Linked DNA regions of Mus musculus: regions 2, 3, 4, 5 and 6 are each linked to region 1. Evidence: chromatin loops called from intact Hi-C (ENCODE). Cell type or tissue: gastrocnemius. All regions are shown on one strand. Region 1 has its middle 66 kb from the start of Gm40649. Region 2 holds the start of Gm19395 (predicted gene, 19395). Region 3 overlaps Cep85l (centrosomal protein 85-like). Region 4 overlaps Cep85l (centrosomal protein 85-like). Region 5 has its middle 9.8 kb from the start of Gm20597. Region 6 overlaps Mcm9 (minichromosome maintenance 9 homologous recombination repair factor).

Region 1 (5,000 bases):
TCCACAGTCCCTCTCCTTCTCTGAGAGGGTAGAGGCTACTCCTCTAAGTATCCCCTACCCCGGCACATCAAGTCTCTGTGGGGCTAGGTGCATCCTTTCGCACTGAGGCCAGACAAGGCATCCTAGGTAGAAAAACATATTCCACAGACAAGCAACAGCTTTAGGGATAACTCCTGCTCCAGTTGTTTGGAACCCACATGAAGACTGAGCTGCACATCTGCTACATATGTGCTGGGGTGGGGGGATAGGTTCAGCCTATGTGTATGTTCTTTGGTTGGTGGTTCAGTCTCTGAGAGCCCCTAAGGATCCACGTTAGTTAACTCTGTTGGTCTTAGAATACAGGGAAGATGGATGGAGCAGAGACTGTGGGAATGGCCAAGCAATAATTGAAGACCCATCCCATTGGCAAGCATGAATCCCTGACACTATTCATGATACACTGTTATGCTTGCAGACAGGAGTCTAGCATGGCCATTCTCAGAGAGGCTCCACCCAGATGCTGACTCAGATGGATGCAGAGACCAACAGCCAAACAGGAGATGGAGCTTGAGGACCTTTGTGGAAGAGTTGGGGAAAGGATTGATGGCTCTGAAGGGGATAGGAACTTCACAATATCTTTAAATTGATTTTCCAGCAAACTTGGTCAACCTCACACCGTGTGCTTTGTAACATACTTTACAAAGTGCAAACTAACAGCAGGTAGTTAACATAAATAATTTGCTTCAAAAAATACTTTTTCTTGTCAACCTTTCTCTGAAATACTATTTCATTTTATTTAGCAAGCTCTTTGATCAAAGATGAAATGAAGGTGAACCCCAGCCCAGTCCTGGGTCCAGAGGTCAAGTAGTTTCAAAAGATTATGGACAAATTCCAGTAGACAATCTATGTGTGTTTTGTGCTATGTTACACCTCCTTCTCTAATGAGTTATTATTTTCTTTTGAGAAAGAACATGGTTTCCTAAATATGCAGGAGCTCCTACAAGAGAAAGATGAGGAAGCATTTGAATTTTATAACGATTAGTAAAAAGGAAAACAAACAAAATAATTTTAAAATTCTCAAGACAGCTGTCATTGATTAGATTTTCTCTGTGTCCCACAAGAAAATGAATGGTAATATGTGATGTGATAGCCAAACTAATATGTGAAAATACAATTAATAGTTCAGTGCCCAGCAAAACACCTGACACTGAGAAGTCATTTGTACTTCTTATTTTATTATAATCTATCTTCAAAACCACAAATAGAGAGCACAAACACAAGCGATTCTATTACAAAATGTCACCTGTCATACTTCTCTTCTTAACTGTTTTTTTTAATCTTATAAAACTCTCATTCTTGGAATTGAAAAAAAAATCAACATGTCTATTCAAGTTCCTGCTTCTAGAGAACATAAAAAAAAAAAAATCACTTACAAAGGCTGAGGTAGGAGACAACCAAATTCTTTCCTTTCAAGTGCCATTTTATACTTCTATCATACATTCTCAATTGTGCATGGCTATCATACTTTTTATTATTCATTTTTTTCATTGATAGTCCCCCTTCTCATTTCTGCAACTAGAGGACTCACTAGGGACCGGCTACAAAGGGTTTAAGCCCTTCGTTCTCTATGGGATTAAAACTGTATAAAAAAAAATACTGCATCAGGAAAGCTCTGCCACATCCAGGTGTCCTGTATTGTGACCTGAGAGATTAAAATATTGAGTGTCACTACTCTTCAGACAACTAGCCAAGTCTCCACCAAGCATGACAACATCTTGATAAACAAGGTCTACAAATGATCAGGGGGGAGCAAGTTTCATGGAATAGGCTATAAAATTAGCACCATCCAAAAAAGTCCATGGGGGGTGAGAGAACATGAAAAGAGCTTGTTCATCAAGTATCAGAAATAGAGCTACGTCAATCCCACAAACTGAAAGATAATTCCACAAAGGGAAAGACAAATACTACTTTATATAGCAAAAAGCAGTCTTCCTGAACTCGTTATCTCAAATTGATGGTGCAAATGAATCACCTATAGATATAGTAAGAGTGAAAGTGGATTAACTGTGTGGTTCATTATATGGTCCATTAACACTTTCAGTAAGTGTTAATGGCAGACATTGACCATTATACACAGACAAGAGGTTCAGATCTGCTGTGTGCCAATCAACTTGGAAATATAGTCACCCTGATTTGAAAGACATAAACTACATGGGTAGTTCAACCCTAACCATGGATAGCTGGCAGGACAGCACATAGCCATGTCTTCCTGCCACTAGATGGCGCTGCGTCAGAATAGGAAGATAAGGCTTCCCATCTGTTCCCAGTCTTGTGCAAGTCTCCTGTCAATAATGATAGCTACTGAAAGTTCAGGAGAGCAACAGTCATGTCTTACCTCTGAATAGACATCCATCACCACTATAAAACATCTTACTGCTGTTAGAGATAGCTCTTACGATTGATTCTAAAAGCAAACCCTAGTTTCTATACAGGGAGAGAGGAGACTATCTGGAGCCTGGGCTCTATAAGTCTCTGTAGTCAGGAGGGGTAGAAAAAGAGAGGAGTCCCAATGAGCAACATCACAAACACAATCACTACTTTTTGTTGCTCAAATGTGAGATGGCAGGAGGAGGCTTTGCTGGAGCCATTCAGAAGCAAATTATTAGCAGAGACTGACACATTCGTACACATCAGGATGTGTAGACTAATGAATGAGTTTGTGCATAAATGAATATATGTTCCACATGGGAAAGAAGTTGATTCCTAAAAGCCAAAAGACAATAAACGTAAGCCACTCTTCACTTTACATTTTCTGAGCAACCAGCACAAATATGATTACTGGGATTTTAGGCTTCAGATTGAAGCATGGGGTGATCAAAGCTATTTGGTATAAGGGGCTGGTTATCTTCTTGCCTTCCTTGGTCATGTGTCTGTCGGCAGGAATTATTTCCATGGTTCTTGAAGAGGTTCAATAAATTTTAAGTAATGGTAATAATTGCAGTTTCACAGATGGCTGGCTACGTGCCAGTTTCCCAGCAAACTAGCAAAGCAATAAAACCATCTACTTGTTCATAAAATGACTACTGTTCTAAATGAAATTACTAAGAGAGAGGAAATGGCCTAATCACTCGAATAATCAAACCAGTCTCATTATGGGGCTCCCTGGAAGCTTTTGTTTGAATTTTCCAATGTAGTTTTTGGCATTTAGTGGGATTTTAAAAGCTAAGTAGGTCACACATGCATACAAACGGTTGAGTGAATCACACAACAGCTTTATGTTCCCAGGATTTTGCCTATCAGGCTCCTTTTTAATTAAAAGGGAGAACTGTCAAGGATAGCAGACAACTTAATGTAAGAAATTTGGCAGGCGTAGGGGAGAATGATGACAGTTTGATTCATATTCCTAACTTCTAACCATCAACTAAGTTCGCTCTTCATTGTAGTCTAAGCATAGACACAGAGTGTGAAAACTAGAGAAAACACTGGAGTCAAAGCTGAGTCAAAACTTTCTGGCCCATGCCTGGCAGGAGCTTTTAATTAGAAGGGGAGATATTTACCCTTTGGAGGTTAAAACCTTATCACCAGTGGCAAAATTCTACAGATAACAGAACTATATATAGAACCATACATTCCTCAGCCAGACACCTGGGGTTACAAGCTAGATGCTGAGCCTTCCCCACAAAGGGGATGGATATTGTTTTAAGGCTGTAGGATAAGAGAGATACTTCATTCCTCCTTAGTATAGGGAACAAAATACCCATGGAAGGAGTTACAGAGACAAAGTTTGGAGCTAAGAGCAAAGGATGGACTATCCAAAGACTACCCCACCAGGGGATCCATCCCATAATCAGCCTCCAAATGCAGACACTATTGCACATTCCAGCAAGATTTTGCTGAAGGGACCCTGTTATAGCTGTCTCCTGTGAGGCTATGCCAGTGCCTGGCAAATAGAGAAGTGGATGCTCACAGTCAGCTATTGGATGGAACACAGGGTCCCCAATGGAGGAGTTAGAGAAAGTATCCAAGGAGCTGAAGGGGTCTGCAACCCTATAGGTGGAACAACAATATGAACTAAGCAATACCCCCAGAGCTCGTGTCTCTAGCTGCATATGTAGCAGAAGATGGCCTAGTCGGCCATCATTGGGAAGAGAGGCCCCTTGGTATTGCAAATTTTATATGCTCCAATACAGGGGAACGCCAGGACCAAGAAGTGGGAGTGGGTGGGTAGGGGAGCAGGGTGGGGGGAAGGGTATAGGGGACTTTCAGGATAGCATTTGAAATGTAAATGAAGAAAATATCTAATAAAAAATTGAAAACAATAACAACAGCCACTTTGGTTTCTACATGACAGTGATTTAAAAAATCAAACCGTGGTTTGATATTAGTTTTTTGTTTTGTTTTGTTTTGTTTGTTTTTAATTATAGGATTTTTCCCCCAATGCATTTACCTGCCAATTGTACAAGAGTCTTACATTAGTTAAACAGTATTATATCAACTTTTCCCTTGGAAACGCAAACCACAGTGTCAACCCCAGATAGGGTGCCAACAAAGAAATAACTCCATCCGACTACATTGCTGAACTATTTAATTTAATTGGGTTTACTTATAGAAGCTTGCATGAGAGGCTACTTAAGGATTATGAGTAGCTTACAGGGAGGTTACGCCACCAAGGAAAGTCTCTTCCCATCCCTAGCAAACATTAACTGCTGAAGTACCCTTGGGAAAAGGGTGGGACCTCGTCATCCCTATGACTGAAGAGTGGTGTTCTCAGTCTTGTGCAGGTTTCCTTTAAGTAATCACCACTACTGACAGTTCAAAAGGACAACAGTCCTGTCACACTTGCAGGGCCATAATCCATAACAACTGTGAAACATTTTACTATTGTAAGACTTGGTTCCTATTAGTGATCCTGAAAGAAAATCTTATTTTATACAATGGGAAACTTTCAAATAAAAATTTTTTTTTTACATTTTTAAAATTTTGTGTGTATAAGGAAAGGGACATGTGGAAATTAGAAATAG
Region 2 (5,000 bases), 170 kb after region 1:
CAGAGTATAATATTATATATATGTATGTATGTATGTATGTATATACATATATATATGGAGGGAAGGTATGATAATACCATAAAAATATATGAAAAACAAGTATTCAGAGAGAATAGGACTAAACATAGATAGAAACCAATAAAAATATCCACTGACTAATAGTTCTTGTGTACCCCAACATGATTTGTTTTGAGACAGGGTCTCATTATATAGCTCTAACTATCTTGTAATTCACTATGTAGACCAGGGTGACCTTGAACCCACAGAGATTCTCCTTCCTCTGCATCCCATGTGCTGGGTTGAAGGCATGTACCACCATGTTCAGCTCAAACACAGTAAGACCATTGCAGAGAAGTCCACAGAATATTGTGGATGAACAGTCATCACAAAGGTGGACGTAGAACAGGGAGAATGATGTCATAAAAGCCAAGTAAGCAAGGAATTTTAAGAAAAGTGGGGTAGTCTGCCAATAGTTAACAGAAGGAGTCATGAGATAGCAATTCAAAAGAATTCATTGCTTGACAGAGTAGCGGATTGGACAAACGTATGTAAGGATTCAGAGTTTGAACCTGAGGAGAGGAAGGAAAAGGGGTAAGAGTCTTGAATCTCCATTGTATTCATACTTGCATAGTTCTATAAATGTAAAGGTTAGTAAATGCTGTACTGAAATGTAGACTGTAAAATAACTGAAGTCTTTTGTGTGTGAACTTCTTACTCCAAGAGATTCATTCTAACCAAAGTGTCAATATTCACCTAGCACGCCTCTAAGATTCTGTCAACCACCAGCTACTCCATGAAGCCTTGGCAGCCTTTCCCCACATAGTCTCAGCCATTTTTATTCCACACGTTACAACTGTTCTTTGAGCACATATCAACTACAGCACTTGCTGCAATGATCTAATAATTCAGCTAATGTTTAATTATCTCCATTGATAGTACTTACCGTAGAACCAGACAGCTGAGGATGTCTGGTGTTCATTAACTAATACTAACCAGAGACTTTTACAAGCATACACTTAATCATGTGTATAAAGTAAAGGTAAATCTCTGCTGACCCAGCTTAATACAAATGTATGTTTCACTTAACAAATAACATGCTTTAAGGTATTAAAGAATTTATAGGAAAAAGACAGCAAGCACATCTGTAGGAGAGAATCTAGCTCATACGAAATGACTGGCACCCGCATTCAGCCATAGGACACACAATGCATACAAAAGCAGTCAGTATTATCTTACAAATATTCTAGCAGTTGATACACAGCTGGCCACTCATCTGTGCAAATGCCATAAAGAAGCAACAGAAGGAACTGTCACTTTTAGAAGAGTAACTGGGAAATCACTGCTAACTTGTGATTTCATAGAGTTGGTTTTGGAAACATGTCTATGCATTCTATAGCTATGTTCCTGCTGGTTTCTGTAACTTTATATAATGAGACTGTAAGGGGTAAAACTAAAACCGTTTTGTAAGTCTTGGACAGGAGGGCATACTATCAAGCATGGAAAAGGCAGAGTAGAGACAAGTCATCAGCCACTTACATCGGATTCCCAGTAACAATGAGAGGTTAGGCTCCTTGCCCTGAGCACGTTGATTAAGAATACTACACAATGCTTTCAAGTCAAACAAACAATATGACATTTCCTTGAACAGCTGATCAATCACAGTCAAATCAAAGAGAGGCCACTTAGAATGAATGGTCTGTGGCCTAGACTGCTCTGCTTCGTGGCCCTGATCCAGTAAAGAGTACGTCTCTCCCATCTGTCTTTGGTTCTACAGTGGATAAAGAAAACAAAGGCAGTTGTTAGAACAGAGAAAAGGTATTAATAAGTCATACAGGTTAACATTTTTCCTGAAGTCTACAAACAAGTCTATTATCAAACATCATAGTATATTTACTTTAACCAAATTCAGCTGCACACATTCAGTAGGGGGAAGAACATTGATCTGTATTTACAAGCTGACTCCTCTGTGCCATCAGATGCCCACAGTAAACAGAGGGAGTGATCACACGAGGGCAGCCTCACAAGCCATGGCCTATGTACACATTCCCCACATTGTAACACACACACACACTTGGAATGAAAAGTACAAGGACACTTTCACTTTAAACCTCAGTCTGTGATGCTAAGTAGGTGAAGTTACTTAATTATACTGGAATCATTTTTTCCTCTTTTTATGGAAAAACAAACAAACAAACAAACAAACATTTTTCGTGCAGTATATTCTGATCACTTTCCCTTCTCCACCTCCCCGCCCCACCTATTCACCTGGATACTCCTTTCTCTCTCTTTAAAAAACACAGGGAAAAAAACCAAAAATCAAACAAGCAAAATACAAGAAACATAACCCAAAACGAAATAAAGCAAAAACCCTCCCATAAAACAGAAACCAAAATATACAAGCAAAGACCAGTAAAACAAACAAACAAAACAAAAAAACTCAAAATAGTCCAAAATGTGACAAAAAGTCTATAAAATATACTAAGTTTGTTTCATGTTATTTAACTATTTATTTCTGGGCATGGAGTTAATGACCTGAAATGTGTTTAACATAACCAGAGACTCCACTGTATATAACTGGGACCATTTCTTTAATTTTTAAAAGTATGTATGTTATGATATTCACAGGAATTAGATTTTACAATGTAACATACAAAGAAATATAACTATGACCCGAAGGGGAGAGAAACAGCCTCCTCTCAGAATCGACTGGAGCTGCAAAGAGCACCATAGAGTCATGACTCACTATACTGTGACAGCTGTCCTCATCACCAAGATCCTTTTCCCTCCTCACCCTGAAATACGCTACTGAGAAGTGAGCTGAACAGGGTTTCCAACTGGAACTGTATTTAAGAATAAGCAAATAGACTGAGGTGAAAAAAGAATGCTAAATAATAAAGGTAAATGGAATGAAGTAAGTGTGAAAAACTAACATGTTTACATTATCTACTTAGGCAATGAACTTTGATAGAAGCTAAATCCACCAAGGAAACAGATGCTGGGAACTGCATGTGCACCCAGCCCCACAGATCACCTGCTGTTTGTAATGGCTATACCTATAGAGTAGAAAAGCCAAGCTGTCACCACGTTAACCTAAAGAGCTTAGTCTTTAATAAATGTATGCCATTTAGAGCAGGATAATCAACTATTGTATAATATATCAGCAATACAAAATAGTAAAAACAACTGACATGAATTTCATGTAGCTTGTAGCTCTAATAATTAGCTTACTAGAAACTCAAGAGGGTAAAGGACAAATGGTACCTACCATTAAGGAAGCCTATAATGGTACCATAAATGTACCATAAATGGACAAATCTAAATGTGTAACAATTTATAAGTCTACAAGACTAATTAGCTTCTAGTTTCTTCAAAAGACAGTAACACAGGAGAAGACACAACCTTGGATTTTTAAAGCAAACTAATGACATGCAATGTGTGTCCTTCAAAGTTAGGATAATGTCTTCCATACCTTCTGCAAAAGTATTTGAAGTGGGGAAATAAGAATACAGATTATCAAACATCAAGGAATCATTATTTTGATTGAGCATGATAATCATATTGTGGTTCTATAAGAAAACACCACCCACTTCAGGACATTCACTTCAGTATTTTGTCTAACCTAGGTACCATATATAACATGTCCTAGACATGGGTCAAGTACTTCAGCTCATACTCAGGAGAAGGTGTGACCTGCAGCAGCACCGCAATCCCCTGAGGACCTTCAGAGGACTTTGATTCTGCTCAATCTAGGCTTTATTTGCTCACTTTGGGACTCTGTGAATGTGTACATTTGAGTTTATCTAGTTAAGTCATGAAAACCGAATTCTAATGTACGGGGAAGCCCAAGAAGAATAAAGGCATGTCTGTGTGTTGTAGTTTCCTTGTGGGCCGTAATGAATTTAAGTCATTAGCACATCAAAGTCAAGCCTCCAATGTGAACATTTGCTTTACCTACTGTACAAAGTGAGCACTGACTTTAAAGAAGCAGAGACTCGCCCTTCAGGCAGTTGGGGCTGCTACTCACTTCAAGCAGCGCTTCTGTCAACCTCTGGAGGCTTCCTTCTTTCCTTCCTAGCTCTTCCACAGTACTCCGCGCAGTCAGTTTCTCTTCACAAAGTTTCCCTTGCATAGACTAAAACAACATCAACAGCAAATCATAAAGCAAGTACGTTCACACATAAAAGGCACAATTCTTCTAGCACATTCTGAGTACTTAAGATTTTCAGACACACACACACACACACACACACAGTCCCTTTTGTGATGGAATTGCCATTACATTAGATCCAAAGAACAGAGAAGCAACAGCGAGATTTTAGTGTGTGTGAAACATATCAAATTGAGGTTCTATCTAGTGCTATGCTATAAATAATTTTTATTTTATTAATTGGTCTTTTATACATTAGAAGTGTGTTGGCAATAAAGCAATACTTTGTTACATTTTTATGGCTTTTTATCATTAATAGCTAAGCTCTGCTTTCTTTGTATACTGTCCTGAGCAGTGAATGTAAGCCTCAACTCAGAGCCACAGGAAACTCTGAAAGTTAATCTCCTTATTCCATTATAAAATTATATATCATGTAGATGAGCTAGTACTATAAAACAAACAAACAAACAAGTCCTGCATATGACAAAGCAGCACAGAGATGCCTTAGGAATTCCTGAGTCACTCCAGCAGACTCCTGCTTTTTATTTATTCTACACTCCAGAAAGAACCTCCATAAACTACATATTTAGTAGGGTTCCTAGGTATTTCTATCAACCTTCCCCTTGTGGTTAGACCATGAAATCAATAAGCTTATGACCGGGGAAGATAAGTCATTTTTTTCTGCAAATATTTATTCTTAACTAAAAATGCTTCAGTATGCTGACTAGCCAAATAGCATACATCCACTGTGAATGTGACCATAGCTATTGTCTCTGCATGTGATGAGACAGTCAGAGGCTAACACAAGTCTGAGTGTGAAGTAGTTTTCTATAGGGCAGCTATTTAACTTACT
Region 3 (5,000 bases), 190 kb after region 1:
GGTCACCTCTAATGAGTCCTGAGAGTGTCTTACTTCCTGGGTCTCTGGTACTCTTTAGAGGATCCCCCTTCCTGCCACCATCCACCTCACCCCCAACCCCAGGCTGCTTATCACCATTCATTCTCTTGGCCCTCTGGGCTTCTCTCCTGCTCCCCCATATCTGATCCTGTTCCCCTTTTCCCTGCTTCCATCCAGATCCCTCTTTCCCTCTGCCTCCTTCCCCCTTCTAAGTGGGACTGAAGCATCTTCACGTGGGCCTTTCTACTTGTTACATTTCTTACAGTCTATCGGCTATATCCTAGGTATTCTATACTTTTTGGCTAATATCCACAAATTGGTAGGAGATGAGACCCAGGGATGGCGGTCAATGACTGGAATGTAAATAAATAATTTGAAAGAAAGAAAGAAAGAAAGAAAGAAAGAAAGAAAGAAAGAAAGAAAGAAAGAAAGAAAGAAAGAAAGAAAGAAAGGAAGGAAGGAAGGAAGGAAGGAAGGAAGGAAGGAAGGAAGGAAGGAAGGAAGGAAGGAAGGAAGGAAGGAAGAAAGCAAGCAAGCAAACTGAGCAACCCAGGAGCCTACTTCAAGGCTTCTGCTTCAGTTCTTGTCTCAAGGTTCCTGTCTTGAGTTCCTGCCCTGACTCTTTCCTCTTAAAGTACTTTGGGCCATGGTGTTTTAGCACAGCAATAAAAACCCTAAGACATCTTCCAAGAACAAAGAAGAATATCCTGGAACAAATATTAAAGCAAAGACAGAACACACAGAGTGTGATAGGTTACAAGACAGAAATAAAAAGGAAAACTGAAAATATTTGGGGACATTACAATAGAACCCCCAATACTGAGTTGAATCTCAATTTCTAAAAAATAACAACACAGAAATAGTTTTAGGTAAATAAATTGATTTTTTTTTGGTTTTATAAATCTATATATTCTCTACGTTTAGGCTTGTACCTAGTTTTGGTGGCAGGAAAGCAAAGAAGGGTCCTAGTTTCACTTTGTTGCTAGATAAGCCACTCTAACCAAAAGCAAATTGAAAAGTGTTTGCCTAATGCTTCCAGGTCAGAATCCATCATTAAGGGAAATCAAGGCAGGAACCCAAGACAGGAAACTGAGGCAGGAAACTGCTTGCTGGCAGTCTCTCTGGCTCAGTATAAGGGTCATGCTTAGCTAGATTTCATTCATAGTTCGAGACCATCTACCTAGGGATGGTGCAGTTCATAATATTCTACTTTAATAAGCAAGACAACACTGCACAGGCATGGCCACAAAGCAATCTGAGCTAGGCAACTCAATCAAGACTTTCCTCTCAGATGACTCTAGGCTTCATCAAGTAAGGCTAACTAGACAAAGAGACAAAAGAACAAGAGTGCTAAAGCAAGGCCCGGGAATATAGCTGTCATTATTTACTAAATAACATATATAACACTCTTATTATCAGGGCTATTGAAACTGGACTTAAGATCAGTTACAAATGTGTATGCAGGGTCTAGGGCAAACATTAAAAAAAACTATTAAAATAAGATGAAAATATTCATATAAAATGTTTAATTAAAATGACAGAAGAGAAAAACTGTGTTACAACAAAACAGAGTAACACGATAGAAAATATTTACACACATGATAACTTATTAAATCAATCAGACCCACAATCACTATAAACATCCTTGATTTAAATGCACCAACTTAAAGGCAAAGATTGCCAGAATGCATCAATGTGTCTTATATGAGAAGCCCTTATCTAATAATACAAAACAGTCTTTAGCATAAAAGTGTACCAAAATACCTGGGGTGGAGTGAGGGATGGTGACAGAATGGCAAGAAGAAATACTATAGTCAGTATAAATCCACTATAGTCACTGGAGGCTTTCAGGCTCGTCAGGGATGGCAAGCCACAGAAGGCAGAATGGCAATGAAGACACAGTTGCTCGCATCAAACAGCCAGATGACTGACATACATAAATTACTCATTCCTGCACCACACACTTCTCAAGTTCCTTTGAAACAGTTACCAGGAAATCAACATTCTGGTTCATAAATCACATCCCAAAAGCTGAAAACTCATGAAAATACATGCTATCTGAACACAGGTAAGTTACACTAGAAATCAGACACACACACACACTTGAGACATCCCAAAATAAAGCAGTAATAAATAATATATGACTTAAAGAGGAACTCTAGAGGGAAATATAAAAAGTCTCAGCTAAAGTATAACTGAGAATTTGTGAAATAAATAAACTGTGTGATAAAGTGGTGCTCAAGGAAATTTATACCAAGAATATAAATAAGAAAGATGTAAAATTAATCAACTAAATCTCCAATTATAGTGAACTAGAAAAATTAGAGAAAGTTAAATCCAAAGTAAAAAAGGAAAAGTAGAGCAAAAAAAAAAAAAATCAATGAAATTAAAAATAAGATAGAGAAAATTCAAATCAGTAATTCTTAAGGTAGGCCAGGAGAAAGCAATTAAAGGTGACAGAAATGACTAATGCCAGATATGAAAGAAGGAACATAACTCTAGATCCCATAGAGCTCCTCCATGCCCAGGAAACTTCATAAACTCAGTGAAATGGAACAGGATCAGAACTCACATATAAAAGAAACTTGGAGTTCTTTAATATATTAGTAAAGAAGTTCATTAAATAAGTAATTAGTAATACTCAAACAGAAACTAAACCATAACAACAACAACAAAGAACGTAGGAGAGGAAAGTGATAGAGAATCCGGATCATCTGACCTGGGGGCATGAGTCTAGATCATACAGGACAAGGGAAAAGCACAAAAGAAATCTGTAATAAGCTCGCTTAGAGAGCCATCTACTGGCCTCAAACACTGTTCAGATACCTTAAAACAAAACAGAATAAAGCAAAACAAAACAAAGCCATGCTTTTGTTAATACAATTAGTGAAATGATTGTATAATACCAGAACAACATTTATTCAGAATGAAGTTATAATGAAATGTTGAATGGTTCTACTAAAAATACTGTTTTCAAAGCAAATTACACTAGTTATTTAGCACAATATATTCATATTGCTATACTATCAATCTCAGGATTATCCCACAGGGACCTGCTGCTTTGCAATTGAAACCAAAGTAGATTACACGGTAATAAAATATTATGATCTACGTGGAATCAAAGTTTAAAAAAGGAAGCTAGATCACTATGTTAATGTCTGTACCTTGTATAAGTCTTAGAGCTACTTGGTTTTTAGTATTTTCTGATTTCAATGTCTAATTGGTTTAATTTTTTACAAATAACACATGAAGAAAAAATTTGCTTAAAATGAATTTTGACATCTACGAATAAAATAACAAAAATAATTCCACAATCAAAACCACATTATCTCCCAAAAATGTTCATTTGTCACTTTTTAATCTCAATAAAAAGATCAACAGATTTTTCTTTTGAAAAAAAAAAAAGGCAGTTACTAAATGTATATAGAAAAAGATGCAAATGAGTTTTAAGGAGGAAAAAAATCCTCTTAAAGAGAGAGAAATAATTGAAGAAAGTGGCCATATAAGTTTAAGACAGCACAAACCCTATGTCTGTCTTTCCACTGGATTATACAGGCAAGCTAGGCTTATTCATAATTCTATTCCTTGGTCATAGTCCTTTGCACAGATCATGTGGCGCTTATCCCTGGTGGATACATTTGCATTACAGTTCCTACATGTGTAGCTCAGGGAACATTGCAGAAGAAGGAGGCAGAAAAATTTTAACAGCGAAGATATCAGGAAATCTGCAGTGAAACAATCTCTCCTAGAAACGGCTGTGTTAACAACATCCAAACGATGGCAACACCAATGGGCTTGTTAACACGGAAGGAGAAAGTTTTCATGGGTTTCCATCCCTAGACAAGAACTACAGGGCAACTACTACCTGCTGGGAGAAGGATAATTAGCCTCTCACAGAGATGAGTACCCTATTGGATGTCTAATGAAGAGTGGTAAGCCTTGAAACTAAACAGACTCCCCAGGTTTTATTATATATACATATATATACATATATGTATATACATATATATATGTATATATATATATGTGTGTGTGTGTGTGTATACAAATACATATGTATTCATATAATAAATACTGTCAAAGCAATAGACATTATCGATTTTAGAATGGAGAATATGGAAAGGCTTTGCATAAGGATACTAAGGGGATGGAGGGGAAAGGGAGAGGGGAAAGTGGTGTAACTAATTTCAGTTGAAAACAAAAATTATATCAGGAAGGAGTAGATAGACATGTTCTATTTTAAGAACCATGAATTCTGAAGCTATCGTTTTTGGACCTCGAGAGTTTAACACTGTGCTTGGGATACTGAATGTTAAACAGGCTCGCCTATAAAGGTGAAACTCATTTATAAAATATTCCGTAAAATTAAGGAAACTTCATAGTAAAAAAATAAAGAAATGAAAGAAAGGGGATTTACAAAACAAAATAACGATTAGAGTGATCATCAGTGTATTTTTTATATATGAGTGTTTTGTTTCCATGTATGTAAGTGTTCCACATGCATACAGTGCTCACAGAAACCAGAAGAGAGCATCAGATCCCCTGAAACTTGTATTTCAGACACTTGTGAACTACCAAGTGGGTATTTGGAACTGAACCTGGTCTTCTGCAAGAGTATCAAGTGTTCTTAATCTTGGGGCTACCAGATTTTTAGAGTTCATTATTTTGTCAACTGGAAAGTCTCTGGAGTGTGGTTTATGCAGCATCCAATGGTGGCAAAGTAGAACTTGCTTCCATGTGAGACAGTTCAGAAGAGTCAGGGTAAGGCGATTCCAAACAAAGAGAGTATAGCTGGAAAGTCACAAACTGAGTAATAGGACAGACATGAATTGGGGGAAACAGAAGGGCAACATGAGTGAGAAGCCTCATCCAGAGGGTAAGCCAGGCAGCCAATATGGAAAAAGATGAGTAGACCCAGTCACAAGACAGTGCACACCTCCTGCAAACTGCAAATCCACTTGAGGGTTTTAGTGAGAATGATT
Region 4 (5,000 bases), 230 kb after region 1:
TAAAAAGGACATTTTAGCATACAAACATTTCTCAAGAAATTTAATAAGTGTATATTCCTCTAACAACAGAGTACATTTATCAAGTTTTTATTCTCCAGTGTTCTTAAGTTTCCTGCTGTGAATTTAGAAGTAAAACAAAATATTCAGGAAATTGATATGCAACAAAAACTTTATTATTGCTATTTGTTAAAATCTCAATCTACTAAGTAAAATATTTTCTCACTATTAAATCCAATAGATCACATAGAAAATAAACAGATTTTTATTTTACTATTTATATTCCTATCATATTTAAATGCTAAATAAAACTTACCTCTACAATTCTCAATTCCTATAATTCTAACTCTGCTGCTTATGACAAACACAGCTGTCTCCTACACAACATTCTTGTCATGTAAAAACATTTTTAGTATGTGCTTTAACTCCAAGGAACACTGGTCTCTCAATAATTTTGTAACCCTAAAAATATTTTTTCTTTGATATTATACAAATTACACTTGGTGCCAAGTTTATTTGTCATATTTCTGCTATTTTTATTTATCTATCCACTGTGTTGCTGGGGGACTAGGGAAGAGAGTGAGAGAGAGAGAGAGAGAGAGAGAAAGAGAGAGAGAGAGAGAGAGAGTGTCATTGCATGTCTGTGAAGGTCAGAAGAGTTTGTAGGAGTCAGTTCTTTCTTCCCACCATGTAGGTCTCAGGAGTCAAGCTTGGGTCGTCAGGCTTGGCAGCAAGTGCCTTACCTACTGAGCCCTTTCCCCGGTCCCTGAAGGTTTACCTTAATGCCTATCCAATAGCATTCTCAAACTTGAACAGTGTGTGCAAAAGTTTTTTTCAGTGGAGTAAGGGGTAGGTAATGAGTTTCTTTCCACCAGAATTTCCTTATATCACAATTAGTTACAAAAAAAAGGAAGCAACTTCTAGAAAAAAATATAAATTCTGCTATAGAAAGCATCTTTAGCAGATTAAGCAGATGCTGCCTGTAGTTAAAATTTTCAATATAAAGCACAGTTTCTACATAGCTTTATGGTGACATTGAAGTATTTTGTTTATAAAGGTACATGCTTTAAAAGTAAGCACAAAAAAGGATAAAATCAATGAAGAAATGTAACAGATACACTAAAAAAGAATGAGATGATTTGCTTTGCCAAAAGGAGTTGCCGCAGTGTCATTTCCTAAAGCAAATCAAAATTGTTTTTAGAATATTTTAGTAGACATAGAGGAAAATTGCTGCATTTGGGTCATTATTAACAAATATTGTTTCTTAATCTCACCAATTTATCAAGACATAATATTTGCATTGGCTATAGAATTCAAAGTATATATTAAAACATCAAGTGAGGATGATTAAAGTATAGATCACTGCTATAAATTACACAGCATAAGCACATTTTTTCTGAAGAACATTTTCCTAAGTGCACTTACACACAGACACTCCCTCTTAATTCTTTGTATGCATCTCTACATCATCATTTGGAGAACAGATTTTAAAACAAGTGAGCTCTGTGAAGTTCACAGAGCTACAAGCAAATAGGAGACCTTGTGGGAGAGGCCATTTGCACCTCTGATCCCGTTCAGTGATGAGCATGGTTAAGATACATCATCATCCTGACAAGGTACAGAAAAAGAAAAGCAAATGCAAAATGCTGTGAATGGTCATTTTCTGAGAAAATGAGGATGCAAACTACTGCTAACTAAAAAGCATTCCTCTGTTTCATTTAAATCCATCAAGTGTTGGATCTGTACTATTCTGTATGATATTCTAAACATTATCTTCAAAGTCAGGCATAAAGTTACTGATGTCCTTAGTTTTTAAGCAGTAAATTCTAGTCAGCAAAGTTCAAAATAATCACATAGACATGAACATACCAGAATCAAATTAAAATATACAATCATTAAGTTTGCTCTATTGATAAAAAATATACCTCCAATCCATTTAAGCTTGTTATCTAAAAATCAGACTGATTTTTCCATAACTCTGAACAAAGGCTTCAACACTCTATTGCATCCCTACAGTGCATCAATTTCATTTCTTACCTGCTCACTCTACCCAAGGTCACTGTTTTCAAGGTTCCTGGATAAAAGAATCTTGCATTGTTATTTACACAATGAATATAATTTTCATCTAATATAGGAATTCACACATTGATCAGACCAACAAAAACAAAAATTTAGAGTTGGGAATGAAAAATATAGTCTTTCTAAATTATAGCAGCATGGCTGATAAGCAGCAGTCTCTTTGGACATTCCAAGAGTGTGTAGTACTTCAGTTTCCTTACCCAACACAATTCTGAAGCATGCATTACCAAATAAACACATGAAAATAAAGCCTTCTTGGGTATTCTAATACCCATGGAGGGATTTACAGAGACAAAGTTTGGAGCTGAGACAGAAGGAAGGACCATCCAGAGACTGTCCCACCCGGGGATCCATCCCATAAACAGCCACCAAACCCAGACACTATTGCATATGCCAGCAAGATTTTGCTGAAGGGACACTGATATAGCTGTCTCTTGTGAAGCTATGCCAGTACCTGGCAAATACAAAAGTGGATGTTCACAGTCATCTATTGGATAGAACATAGGGCCCCCAATGGAGGAGCTAGAGAAAGTACCCAAGGAGCTAAAGGGGTCTGCAACCCTGTAGGAGGAACAACAATATGAACTAACCAATACCCCCAGAGCTCGTGTCTCTAGCTGCATATGTAGCAGAAGATGGCCTAGTCAGCCATCATTGGGAAAAGAGGCCCTTGGTCTTATGAAGATTATATGCCCCAGTATAGGGGAATGCCAGAGCCAGGAGCAGGAGTGGGTGGGTTGGAGAGCAGAGCGGCGGGAGGGTAAAGGGACTTTCGGGATAGCATTTGAAATGTAAATGAAGAAAATATCTAATAAAAAAAATCTTTTTAAAGAAATGAGGAAAAAAAGAAAGGAAGGAAAGCCTTCATGTGTATGCTCTGCCCCATCAGTAGAGCTTACAGGCAACTGAGGACCTCTAGTGCTTCAGAGCACGTACTACATCTTCAGGGCTTTCCATGAATTGGGTGCATCACTCACTCCTCTACATGAACAGGGGTTTATTTGCTAAGTGCCCCTCAATTTTCCTTAGAACTTCCCAAATACTGTCTCCCTACAGCCTGTTTAAAAAAAAAAAAAACAGACTCTGAAGCTTCAGTATAAGGCTAAAAATCACTTTCATGGAGGCACAGGAGCCTTGTAATCCCAGGCAAAAGCAGGACTGCAGAGTTCAAGACTAACCAGTGTGACACACAGTAAGTTTAAGACCAGCCTAGACTACACAGTCCAAAATCGGGGCTGTGTTAATTCAAATAAATATGTTCAATTTCACATAAGTATACATCAATAAAAATAAACCTACGGACGAAAATATCAATTGCCATGAGCTAATTTCAGAGGGAAATTTTTAACAGAATTTTTTAATTGGTCCAATTTCATTCTGTTTACACAATTTTTATCACAACTAGACAGAAGCAGGTGAAGAGACTCTGACGCTTCAGTCTGCACAACAAAGCTGGGACCAAAGGAACTTGCCAGCTTACAATTCTGCAGTCTTAAAGGGGCTTCATCCCAGTGAGCTTTCCTGCGTAACAGGTTGATCTAACTTTTTTGTTTTTGTTTTTGTTTTTTTGTTTTTTTTGTTTTGGTTTGGTTTGGTTTGGTTTTGGTTTGGTTTGGTTTGGTTTTTGGTTTTTCGAGACAGGGTTTCTCTGTGTAGCCCTGGCTGTCCTGGAACTCACTTTGTAGACCAGGCTGGTCTTGAACTCAGAAATTCGCCTGCCTCTGCCTCCCGACTGTTGGGATTAAAGGAATGCACCACCACGCCCGGCTCCTTCAGGGTTTTATACAGATAACTTCTACCCCTACCCAACAGGTTCCTAACAAAGGATATGACTTTTTTTTTTTTTTTTTTTTTTTTTTTTTTTGGCTAGGACCTCACTGTCTAGCCCTGGTTGCCCTGGAACTTGCTATGTAGAGCAGACTGGCTGAAACTCAGAGCTCAGCCTAACTCTGCTCTCCGTCTGGAGTGATAAGACCTAAGGCAAGAGCCGCCACACCTGACAGTATGGTACTGTAGGATTACTGCCGTCTGTAGCTTTCCTCTTCCTCCTCCTACTAAAACAAAAATGATACTTCTGAACTTAATTTCCTAAATTCCGATTTATTCTCTTTAAACAGAGAGAGAGAAGATAATACAAGGTCCCACTAGGAAAAGTAAAGAATTGCTGGTAGCGATCAATCCTTCCAAAAGTGAGAACAGATCCCACACACATAGAACACAAAACTTGGGTTCTCTTCTGCTTCTTACATAACTAAAATACGGGATCTCATATTTCCCACAACCAAATATACATTGTATTTCCAGCACTCTGGTACAAAAATCAGAAAGATTAAACTTCAAATTAGTCTGTAAGTAAAGAGGCTCTGTGTCTCCAGTAAACACCCAATGAACATATACAGTCATCTTTTTAAACCTGTAGCTAATTTTCTGTTAACACGCTTTATTTTGTTGTATTTACTATCAAAGCTTTGAACCTTACATATTCAGCCATAGTTTAGAAGTTTTGAAAGAAGGCCAGACACAAACCCACCCCTGGTAGCCAAGATTAGCTGAAAACTGGCACTGTGATAGTTTAAAACGATAGTCCTTACTGTGCCTTCTGAGTTTGGAAGTCTTTAGTACTTAACATCTTCTTAAAGTGTTTAAAATAACATTCACCAAGAGGCTGGATCTGGGAGGAGTCCGGAGGATGTATATATGATCAAATACACTGAATGATTCTACAAATCTATAAATCATAAAAGAGAATGGCAAGTGGCTAGAATCTGCTTTTTATTTCATATTTTTCACTTAACTATTTTATTTTGGACTAAAACTAGGATCCAAGATATGTTACTATATGCATTTCTTTTTACAAGATTATTTCTGAAACATTAATAGTAAATGTTAAAATCAATTGTGTTTACAGAGAAACAGAGCTTTAA
Region 5 (5,000 bases), 410 kb after region 1:
CATCGGGATCAACCCTCAATCAGTCCCTAGAGGTGAGTGATGAGGTGACCCCAAATGGCTATTACAAGAAGTTTTTATACTTTTTAGGGACACAAGTTACATTAGCAAGGTTACATTTTAGGGGCACCAATTACATCAGCGAAGTTACAGTTCAAACTTATTGGCTAAGCATATTGACCTTTAAATCTATTGGCTAATAAATATGGCATCCATTTGAACTCTGCCTGGGACTTTACAGAGGGTCAGGTGACTCTCAGTACATTCTGAGAATTTTTTACTCAAGTGTGATCCTGTGGGTGGAGGATGCAACTTGGCCTAGCCTTGACCTCAGGTGGGAGGGGGAGCTAAAAGGAGGGCATGGGACTGGAAAACCCCTTAGGGTCCCACACTATCCTGAAACTACTGAACTGAACTGCTGGTATCTTGACAAATGAAGATTGGAATCGCCTCAAAGAACTACTTCTAAACAGCTCCACATCACCTTGTCCTACTTACCATCTTTTCTTCCTTACCTTTGGATGGTAGGCTAGAAGGAGTGGGGGCAAGGGAGGGTTGAAGCATTTGTGAATCCTTATTAAAAGTACGTTTAAAAATATCTAAGCATACTTGGAAGTGTAGTTTACTGACTTGATCCTCATGGCCTGCTTAGCCTGTTTTCTTATAGAGCCCAGGATTATCAGACCTGGGTGGTGCCACCCACAATGAGGTGGGCCCTCCACATTAATCACAAGTTAAGAAAATACTCTACAGGATTGACTACAGCCCAGAGGTTGACTACTTCTAGAGGTATTTTCTCAGTTGAGGCTCTCTCCTCTCTGATGACACTAGCTTGTATCGAGTTGACATAAAACTAGCCACCACAAAATCTAATGTTATTTTATGTCATTATTTATTGAGGTATTTATCCTTCCAGAATAGCAAGTTTCTTATATCCAGTCATACTGTTTGTCAACTGATGAATCTGTCCAGTACAGTAGATGCCTACACAATAGATGCCCTAAGAATATCCCTTTTTTTCCATCTAGGTGCTGGATGAGGTCAACAGCTTAATCATTTTTTCATCCTATGCATATCAGAGTCTTATAGCTACAAGGAACCAAACTCAACTTTGTGGATTTAAATACAGAATAATCTTGCTAAAAGTAATAGAATCAGTGAGATGATTAGAAAGTATGACAAAGAGATATCAAATGCAAGCAGATCACTGTCCCACAGGCACTGTTTCTTTCATAATGTTCCCACACGGTAGATTGCCCATCCTCTGTGGATGAGTCAGACAACTGTGTGTGCATCTAACTGGCTAAGCCTTGAGGAGCCAATGTGAGTTCACGTGGTTCTTCAGTTAGTAAGAAGATGATCTTTGCAACTGTTCAGGAAGACTGGACAAATTCCTCAAACAATGGCCCTAGCTGAGATCACGGCACTTAGAAAAGTCATTGTAGTTCTCTTGAGCCTACCAGACCCAATAGCATAAAAGAAGGCAGATTAAAAACTTGAGAGTGAGGATGTCGCTCAGTGGTAGAACACTTGAATAGAAAAACCTTGAATAATGAAGAATAAAGTATGAATGAATTTCCTTCGTGCTTCCAGAAACCAACTTTCCAAAGGGCAATCTTAACCTGGCTCTTGAATGTTTCAGTTTTACAGTGGAAAATAGAATTGAAAAGACCATGAGCTATGATGTCATATACTATGCAGGAAGTGTATAGACTCTTCACTAGACTGTAATACTCAGCAGCCAGAGACACATTATTTCCCCACTGCCTAGGACACAGCGTGTAGTACATAGTACGTGTGGTTTCTTGCTCAGAAGCTCAAGGTCAGGCAATCACAGAGCTAGAGAACAACAGCTCCATTTGCTGGCCAGTCCCACCCACACTCTGATCTGTCAAATAATACACTAAAGTGTGTATTGATTGCCTATTCTGGTTTTTGCTTTGTTTTGTTTTCACTACTGCTGGACAGACTTTCTCTGAGAAGCTTGTGACTGTGGAGTGTGACTTTCTGCACAGAACCTCCTGAAGAGTCACATTATTAAATGTTGGTCCCACAGAACAAGTCTGATATTGCATAGGCTCAGGGAATTTAGAGCTCTGCTGCTATGTGGGCTAGACTCCCTACCATCATCACCACCAAACCTTCAGATGAAGCAATTTTTCCAGATTTTTCAAATGACACAAATGACATGCCTCCTCTGCAGGCTTCCCGATGAGGCTGATTTTGGAAGAAATATGTTTCAGGATGAGAGCTGAACACCAGGAAATCTTCCCCTTCACATTTGCAGCCATCCAGGTTCCTCTATTGGGGACGTCGTGCCCTCTAGTGGTGGATAGGCTGACTTAGTGTTTCTGAGTCAGCCCATCTATCCACTGGAAACCATCAGTGTTCAAAGCAGGCCAGGACAGAAAACAAGATACCCTTTAGGACAGTGGCCTATGGTACAGTTCTTAAAAGTGACAGAAAAGTTTCCTATGAAACTTTTCTATGAGAAACTATGAGACTCGGGTGTGTTTGAAGGAAAATGAAGTCTTTTGCAGGGTCATTTTCCATGTGTGGCAGGTGTCCTGGGGCCTCTTATGAACGAGGCTGCAAGGCTGCACGGCATTCCAGCCACAGCGGCTCTGCAGTCTTGCTGCACTGTTTCTTAGATGTGGAGCCCAAACTAGGCAGAAAATGACTTCTCTGCTTGTGACTATATGAATAGCTGTCAAGATTTGCATGCAACGGACAAGAGACACCCTCAGTCTGGCACTTATCCTGGTCACCAGGAGGCTGCTACCCCATACTTTTTGCTGAAAGTGAACGGTGACTGAATGGGAGAGGCGTTAACACTCCTCATGGCTTTGACCATTCTACGATGCTCCAAGAGTTATTTCTTTGGAAGGTGTATTAGTGTAGCTTACATTTACATCAGGACTTTGACTTTGCAGTCACAACTCTAGCTCCACATAATCCATTTGCTAGCCTATGATCTTGAACATCCTCTTTGGCTTTATGGTCATTTCATAATACCTTTCTAACTTAATTCTGTGTAAGCTAAGTATCTGCCTATATATTGTCTGTATATTGTACAATTTGTGTGTATGTTAAGTGTGTGTGTATATATATATGTATATATATATGTATATATATATGTAATATCTAAGATGATGGCAAATATAGTACTAGTCACAATAGTAGTCTCTTCCTCATCCTCCTGATCTTCATAATCCCACATTCTCCTCAGACCTGTCCAGGCCATGAAGTATGAACTGTCTCGGGTGTGATAGTTGGTTTCCACGTCAACTTGCTACAACTTAAAATCACCTGAGTGGGTAGCATCAACTGTAGAATAGTAATAACAATAATGATAATAATAATAATAATTACTATTCTTTTTCCAGAAGTAGGTAACTTAGGTCTTACTCATGAGCCTGTTCGCGTTCCATTTTCAGAGACATAGATGACATCTGGAAACTTTCTGCTCTCCTTGTTTTTAACTGCTGTGGCTTGTTGATTCAAAACCACTGAATTTGAAACAAGTTCAGGACCATTTCCTTTAAAGATTAACTCATCCCCTGGGTGTGAGAAAGGGACCAGGCAGCACCTGTCTCTGTCTGAACTCCGTAGATCGAAGACATTTTAGATTTCAACCACAGTCCCACTCTCCTTAATGGAGACATGATGTGAGCACACACAGACCTCATCATGTATCAGATCAAACATCCTTGATCTCACTCTGAACACAACTACAGACAGTTCAGACAGTAGCCAGTTCCTGGTTCCTCACCTTTTATCAACCCAGTGCATCCTCTTTTTCTTTCCAAGGAGACTTCTCTTTACATTGATGACCCTCCAGATTTCCTCTGGGGTCCATTACAATGCCTGCACACCTCTTAAGAGGGATGTTGACATTTTTTAGAAGGCTGAGAGAGGGCTGAGGATGGTCTTCATTTTTGAAGTAGTCACAGCAAAGACTGAGGAATTATCTTAATTGCCTTAATTGTTGTGGGATAACCTGCCCCACTTGTGAGCCGACACTTCTGGAGGCAGCCCAGATAAGGAGGCGCCACAAGAGTGTTTCTTACCGTTTGCATGTTTGGCCTTCTCTCTTGCCACTGAGTTAATTCTTCTCATTGCTACGGATTCCTAGGCTGATTCATGACCATGTTTTCGGGCTTCCACTATTGACTATGGACCAGCAGCACGCCAGGAACAACCTCCCCTCCCCAGTTTTCAGTACCAGATTTGCACTGCTGAGGTGCTTGGACTGGGTTTTCCAGCCTCTCTGGTGTTAGTCACTGTGGGGTTACTCCAGTGACTGAGAACTCCAGCTGCTTGGGTTCTCAGCTTCTCGTGTATGATCCAGCTGTATGATCCATTTCAAAGTCAGCTAATTAAATCCTTCAAATATATACTTTTTCATTCTATTAGTTCTGCACTCTACAGCGCCCAACCAGATGTCACAAAATAAGACTCCCCAAATCCCAATTTCATGTGCTGCCCTTGCCTTAGAGAGGGGCTAATAACCAGACCCAGTTCACTACAAATAACATTAGAGACAGTCCCTCCAATGACACCTCTCCTTTATAAAAAGAAAAGGAGTTGTGAGACAATGTATCCATGCCAAAAACCTTGGTAAGGTAGAGCAGGTCTGAGACCCCAGTACCCAGGTACCCACTTAAAACAGTAGGCGTCTCCCTGCTCCTGCAGATTCCTGGCCTGGAACACGTGCCACACTACCCATGTCGGTCACATAGTCCAAAACAGAGTTCTCCATGCTAATGATGTACCTAGAGGCCTTGAGGGTTTAGCCAATAACCTTCCCTTCCCAGACAGTCCTTCCTACAAAAGATATTTAACTTCTGGCCCACCCTGAGAAGTTGGTACGCATCCATTTTCCACAATAAACAGTTTGAAACCAAGGACTGTCTCTTTCATCGAGAACCATCAAGGGGAACATGGAGAAGGCCTGCACCTACAGAACCACAACCTAAATCTACTGCATAGAAGGCCTCTTT
Region 6 (5,000 bases), 420 kb after region 1:
ATTGAGGCCAGGGGAACTGCCATAGGGAGAGAGGGGGGAGGGAGGAAGAAAAAGAGCTCACACACAGAGGAGAGAGGAGGGTAGAGCAAATTGTCTGGATTATTATAGGGAGGGACCTCTGGGGAATAGGCTGGAAAGTTCAGGGTTAGGGGCAGGATATGCCAGGTAGGGACTGAGGAATTCTGAGAGAACCTGAAAGCCAGTCCTGTGTTGATCACCTCAGTCCCTTGTCCCGGGGTCCAAAACCAAAATCATTTAGACTGAAGACAGGACTGAGCCAAATAAAGATGCTGACGACAAGGTGGGTAAGAGTCAGAGGCTCACATAAGGGACTACTGGGTAAAAGGTGGTACTAAGAGCCCTGAGATGCAAGTACCAAGGGAACAGGCCAGGAGAGAAGAATCTGAGGACAGGCAACCCTTAAAGGCCCATGATGTGAGCATTTAATATAAAGCTAGAAACATTTCAGTTGAATTCAATTTTGGCTCAAAGTCTTTGATTTGCTTTGTTGGTGAATGTTCCTTTTGGAGAGAGCTGTATTTATATGTACATGTGTGTGTGTGTGACTGCAGTGAACACAAGTTTATGGCTCCTGTGGCCTTTCTGAAGAAGTAACAATGCTGAGGTAAAAAGTGCCGGCAGTCTGTCTGACAGTGGTCATCCACAGATGAGTGAGATTTGCTCTCCACGAGGCCGTGGACTCGCCTGCTCTGTGACTCCCCATTTACACTGAGTTCCTTTGAAGGTGGCAAAGCAACTCTCAGATATGTCAGGTCCTGTAGCTGGTCTTTGCTACTTAGTGGGTCCTTCTTTTTCTTATCCTTTATTCTCCCTTGGTTTCACCCCTTAATGTTAGATAGGAGAGAAAGAAGAGAGGGGACCGAACAATTAGGAAAATCCCTGAATCTAATTTCTTTTGTTTCTTCTTTGAGCATGACTAACAATCCTTAGCCAACTGCTCTAAACAATCAACAACCACCGACCCCTGCTCTTGGGGCCCTAGTATTCATACACACACACACACACACACACACACACACACACACACACACACACACACACACACACATATATATATATATATATATATATATATATATATATATATATATATATATATACTCTCTGAAAATTTCCCAGTCTCAGACATCACACAATCCCAGGAAAGTATCAGGCCTGCAAGAGCACAAGGCAACCACAGTCCGTCAGCTGCTTTGGATAGTCGAAGCAGCCCCATATCCATATACCTCAGATTAAAACAAAAACTTATCTTATTTCTGTGGTTTTTAAAAGAAACCAAAATACCAGAATTGCTACAAGGTCCCAAAACCGTTTTAGAGCTTGAGCATGACATGTCTGTTTGTTTTTTGTTTTGAGACAGGATGTCTGTTCATAGCCCAGGGTTCTTTTAATTCATTATATATCTTAGACTGGCCTAAAGCTTGCCATTCTCCTGCCTCCATCTCCGAAAGGCTAGGATTATAGGAACACAGCCACAACACTTGGCTACATTCTCCACCTTAAAACATAATTTCTAACAATGATAAACCATATCATTAGAAATCAACTTTGTAATTTCGGGTTTAAAACTATTATGGACTACAACTTCTGTATCATTCTAAGGATTAAAGCAGGTCTGAAATTTATGTGTTTTTGTCTCTTCAAAGTGGATCTAGTCCCTCCTTTGTTGGCAACTGTACAGTTAGTTAAAAAAAAACTGGAAAAATGTAAAATATTTTAACACCCTCCTTGCATTCCCACCCATTTGGCTCTCATCTAAGTATTTCTAACAGCTACAAAGATCAACATATACACGAGCAAATGGAGCTGGGAATCCAGCAGGACAGTAGCCAATCCCCTCTGCATTCTGTAGCCTTATCTGTACATCACCACTGTTAGCAATGAGTGGCTTGTGTGTTTGGAACTGGCTTGCTGTCATCAAGCAGCTTAAATGGTTCCTCGGCAAAGATGATTCAAGTGCACTTAGAAATCTACGGTCTCCCAAATTCCCTGCATTACAAAGTTGGAGAGTTATGGTACCTCGAACCTTAAGCCCACTAGGAGATGAGGATGTGGGGGGCTGGCCAGAATCTCTACCATTGGCCCAGGCTGCTGGGCTTGTGTGTGATGGACTGTGATGTAGAAATAAAGCCCAACAAACCCTCTTCGTTCTCTACTTGCTTTTGGTCATGGTGCTTCATCATGGTAATAGTAATAACTAGGACACAAAGCAAGATGATTGTATCAGTGAATTCCAGGTTAGTCAGGACTGTACAATGAGATCCTGCTCAACATTCCCTCCCTCCCTCCCCAAAGGAGCAAGCCTGCTGTGCATACTTATAGATGAGGCTGGAGAAATGGCGCAATGGGCAAAGTGCTCACTGTGCTGGCATGGGGACTTGAGTGTGCCTCACCAGCACCCATGTAAAAGCCAAGAAAGGTGGATGTCTGTAAGACCGGCCTTGGTGGGTGAAGCGGGCTGGGCGGGAGGAAGGTGGATCCAGGATGCTCTTAGGCGAGTCAGTAGCTGAAAAGACAGCCTTCAGGTTCAGTGAGAGACCTTGCCTGAAAAAATAAGGTGGAACAATTTGAGCTAGACACAGGCATCAGCCTGTTGCACATGCTCAAGACTGGTGAGTGTATTCATGAACTCTCATGTGGGTACTCCCTTCCCCAAGGTCTACTGGAACCCCAGAAAGAAACAATGCTGTAACATTAGGAATATATTCAGGATCATTCTATCCTTGAACGTTCTTAAACAATCGCAGAAATACATTATGTAAACTATAGTGTTAATGTCTTTGAGCAGGTATAAGTGAATATGAAATACATTTAAAAATTACTGCTTGTATAAATGTTTTGTAAGCTCTTCAAGATGCCTGAAGACTCCTAAGTATTAAATATGTTCTAACAGTTTACCATGTTTCAGAAAGTCAGTCAATTTGGGAATTCATTTTTAAATGCTAAAGAAAATTGGGTTTTTAAGTGTTTTTTTTCTGTATGAATATCACAAAGTAAATATTAACTAAGCACACGTTTTTGAGCACGTTTCATGCCCCAAAGTCCTCTTGTCAATAAAAGAATCAGTGACTGTTAGAAATGCAGACCCTGAAGCATGTCTGTAAGGCTAGAAGCCTACCTTCCTACCACTGCTGGGATCCAAACACAAGGACTTTAGAAGCACACAGAAAGACAGAGTTTAGTCATCTCTGCCCACCAGACAGGGAAACTTCTCCGTTTTATTTTATTATTACTTATGTAATAAGTAATGTCATACACGCTACATATACATTCTTCTTCTGAGCCATATCCCAACCCAACGTTCTTGGTTTTATAAAAAGACAAACAGATGAGAAGCTATCAGGGATCACGTTTCCATACTGATGCCATTGCAGATGTGACAGGGCTACAGCTGGCCTTCCGGAGCTCGCTTCTCTTCTAACCACATGATTTAAGTTGTACTGAAGGTAAGCTCTGAGAGCAAAAAGGAATGAAAGGCAAGGCGTGCGTGCTGGCACAAGGGGAACAAATCCAAGGGCCAGTGTTTCTGTAAGCTACGGTGTGGCTTCCCCGGGGACGCTGTCCAATGAAAGCATGCATCTTGAAGACAGAAAACCACCAGCCCCTTTTAATCTGATGCGTGAGAATTAACATAGAGGCATGAGAAAAACCACATGATTTCGGCAAGTCATTCCAAATGTTAATAAACACCGCATTCAGTACATATTGGGCAGGAAATGCAAAGCAAACAGAAAGCACTTAGCTGCCTTGTTAGATTTCTGAGTGCCACCATCCTGCCATTTGGTCTGGATATGTGAGAGAAGAAGCTCAGAATAGAACTCCTCTAGTAAAAACCAAACCAAACCCCCAAACAAAACCAATACAACAAAAATGAACCAACCAATCAACCAAAAACCAAAAACCAAAAACACAAAAACAAAAACCAAGTGAAAAACTAGAACGTCCTGGATGTTAAGTCATCTTTTGTGAAATGAGCATTAATTCATTCATCCAAAGTATTGATATCACACCAACCGCAATTAATTATTCAGCATTTAGGTGATGAAGATGAACCTGACAAGGGAGTTGGGCTTCGGCAGGGCCACGCACGTACTACACACTGTGTGCACACCTGTAGCCACTTGTATACTTTGAAGGCACTTGGTTGGACTGGGGAAGACAACTGTGACCAGAAAGCTTTTCCTAATCATGGCTTTTTCCTCATCTCTTCCTCCCAGTCAAAATCTAATGCTTCGTCATCTAGTTCCGACAGAGTGAAGAGGGAGAGGGTGGAAAGATTCGCTCTCTCTGTGGGCTGCTGCAGCTGGAAAGTCTGCCTTTGCTGGCCGAGCACTGGAGCTGTGGTCGCAGGAGGGCTGTGGCACCTGTCCCTGCTGTCCCTGCTGTCCCTGCTGTCCCTGCTGTCCTTCCTTTCAGGAGGGAGGGATTCCGATTTGGATTCTGATGGGGAAGTGAAGGAGAAGCTTGCCAGTCTGGCTATGGTGCCAGCATGAACCTTGCTGCTTTTATTACCGCAGGAAACCCCTTCCTTTCTGTCTTTCTCACAGGCTAGATGCGAATGCCCAGCCTGGTTCCCAAGCTCCGGTTTGGGCTGAATAACCCTTCTTTTGGGGCCCTGTTCCCTCTCCTCTCTTGGTGGATTACTGTCTGGTGGCTGCCTTGAGAGCTCCTTTGTCTTTCCGTGCAGCTGGTCAGAGCATCTGTCTCCTGAGGTGGATGTCGACTTTCCTGGCGCTACCACAGGCACAGCTGCTTCTCTTCTTGTTCTTTGTTGGGGAATTTTAGAACTGTCAACTGCTATTTCACTAGCACTGGGAGGTATGGGGCCTTGGCCTTCGGGGGAGTGGGTCAGTTTTGTCTTCTGTTTAAATGTGAATTTGGCCAGCTTTACTGTTGGAGTCTCCATACCTTCAGGTTCAGGCTCTTCCACCTGAGCAGATTTCCGTCTCTTTCTTTTGGGTGTTCCTGATCTTTTTCCT

Evidence for each region. A loop is a pair of places that touch in the nucleus more often than their neighbours do. Peaks named below come from ENCODE experiments on the same cell type or tissue, not always from the same donor. Only the 100,000 strongest peaks of a DNase experiment are listed, where the experiment ranks them.
Region 2: a loop joins it to region 1, with 2.3 times the contacts of the local background. A loop is called at or near these places in 2 of 42 quality-filtered maps.
Region 3: a loop joins it to region 1, with 2.3 times the contacts of the local background. A loop is called at or near these places in 14 of 42 quality-filtered maps.
Region 4: it touches region 1 in a loop (8-fold over the local background); 20 of 42 quality-filtered maps call a loop at or near these places.
Region 5: it touches region 1 in a loop (15-fold over the local background); 18 of 42 quality-filtered maps call a loop at or near these places.
Region 6: a loop joins it to region 1, with 4 times the contacts of the local background. A loop is called at or near these places in 14 of 42 quality-filtered maps.

Annotation. Positions count from the first base shown.
Region 1 is chr10:53,112,990-53,117,989 of GRCm38, forward strand. No RefSeq gene overlaps it. Among named protein-coding and RNA genes, the nearest start is that of Gm40649, 66 kb to the right of the region's middle. In gastrocnemius, no CTCF peak of the experiment used is centred here; DNase peaks (open chromatin) are centred at 2,260 and 2,999.
Region 2 is chr10:53,279,813-53,284,812 of GRCm38, forward strand. It overlaps Cep85l (centrosomal protein 85-like), which reads right to left. Exons shown (of 13, transcript NM_001204983.2): 11 at 4,025-4,132; 12 at 1,537-1,768. It overlaps Gm19395 (predicted gene, 19395), which reads left to right and starts at 458. Exons shown (of 3, transcript NR_038015.1): 1 at 458-591; 2 at 2,626-2,897; 3 at 3,624-3,875. In gastrocnemius, no CTCF peak of the experiment used is centred here; no DNase peak of the experiment used is centred here.
Region 3 is chr10:53,303,302-53,308,301 of GRCm38, forward strand. The region is part of intron 5 of Cep85l (centrosomal protein 85-like); the gene reads right to left. Among named protein-coding and RNA genes, the nearest start is that of Gm19395, 26 kb to the left of the region's middle. In gastrocnemius, a CTCF peak has its summit at 2,833 (motif pointing left); no DNase peak of the experiment used is centred here; H3K27ac peaks cover 1,214 bases.
Region 4 is chr10:53,338,501-53,343,500 of GRCm38, forward strand. The region is part of intron 3 of Cep85l (centrosomal protein 85-like); the gene reads right to left. All of the region lies in intron 1 of Pln (phospholamban), which reads left to right. Among named protein-coding and RNA genes, the nearest start is that of Pln, 3.3 kb to the left of the region's middle. In gastrocnemius, a CTCF peak has its summit at 3,001; a DNase peak (open chromatin) is centred at 2,984; H3K4me3 peaks cover 1,440 bases; H3K27ac peaks cover 3,398 bases.
Region 5 is chr10:53,526,255-53,531,254 of GRCm38, forward strand. No RefSeq gene overlaps it. Among named protein-coding and RNA genes, the nearest start is that of Gm20597, 9.8 kb to the left of the region's middle. In gastrocnemius, a CTCF peak has its summit at 2,320 (motif pointing left); a DNase peak (open chromatin) is centred at 2,312.
Region 6 is chr10:53,533,117-53,538,116 of GRCm38, forward strand. Mcm9 (minichromosome maintenance 9 homologous recombination repair factor) reads right to left here. Exons shown (of 13, transcript NM_027830.3): 13 at 3,199-5,000. The coding sequence ends at 4,208. Among named protein-coding and RNA genes, the nearest start is that of Gm20597, 17 kb to the left of the region's middle. In gastrocnemius, no CTCF peak of the experiment used is centred here; no DNase peak of the experiment used is centred here.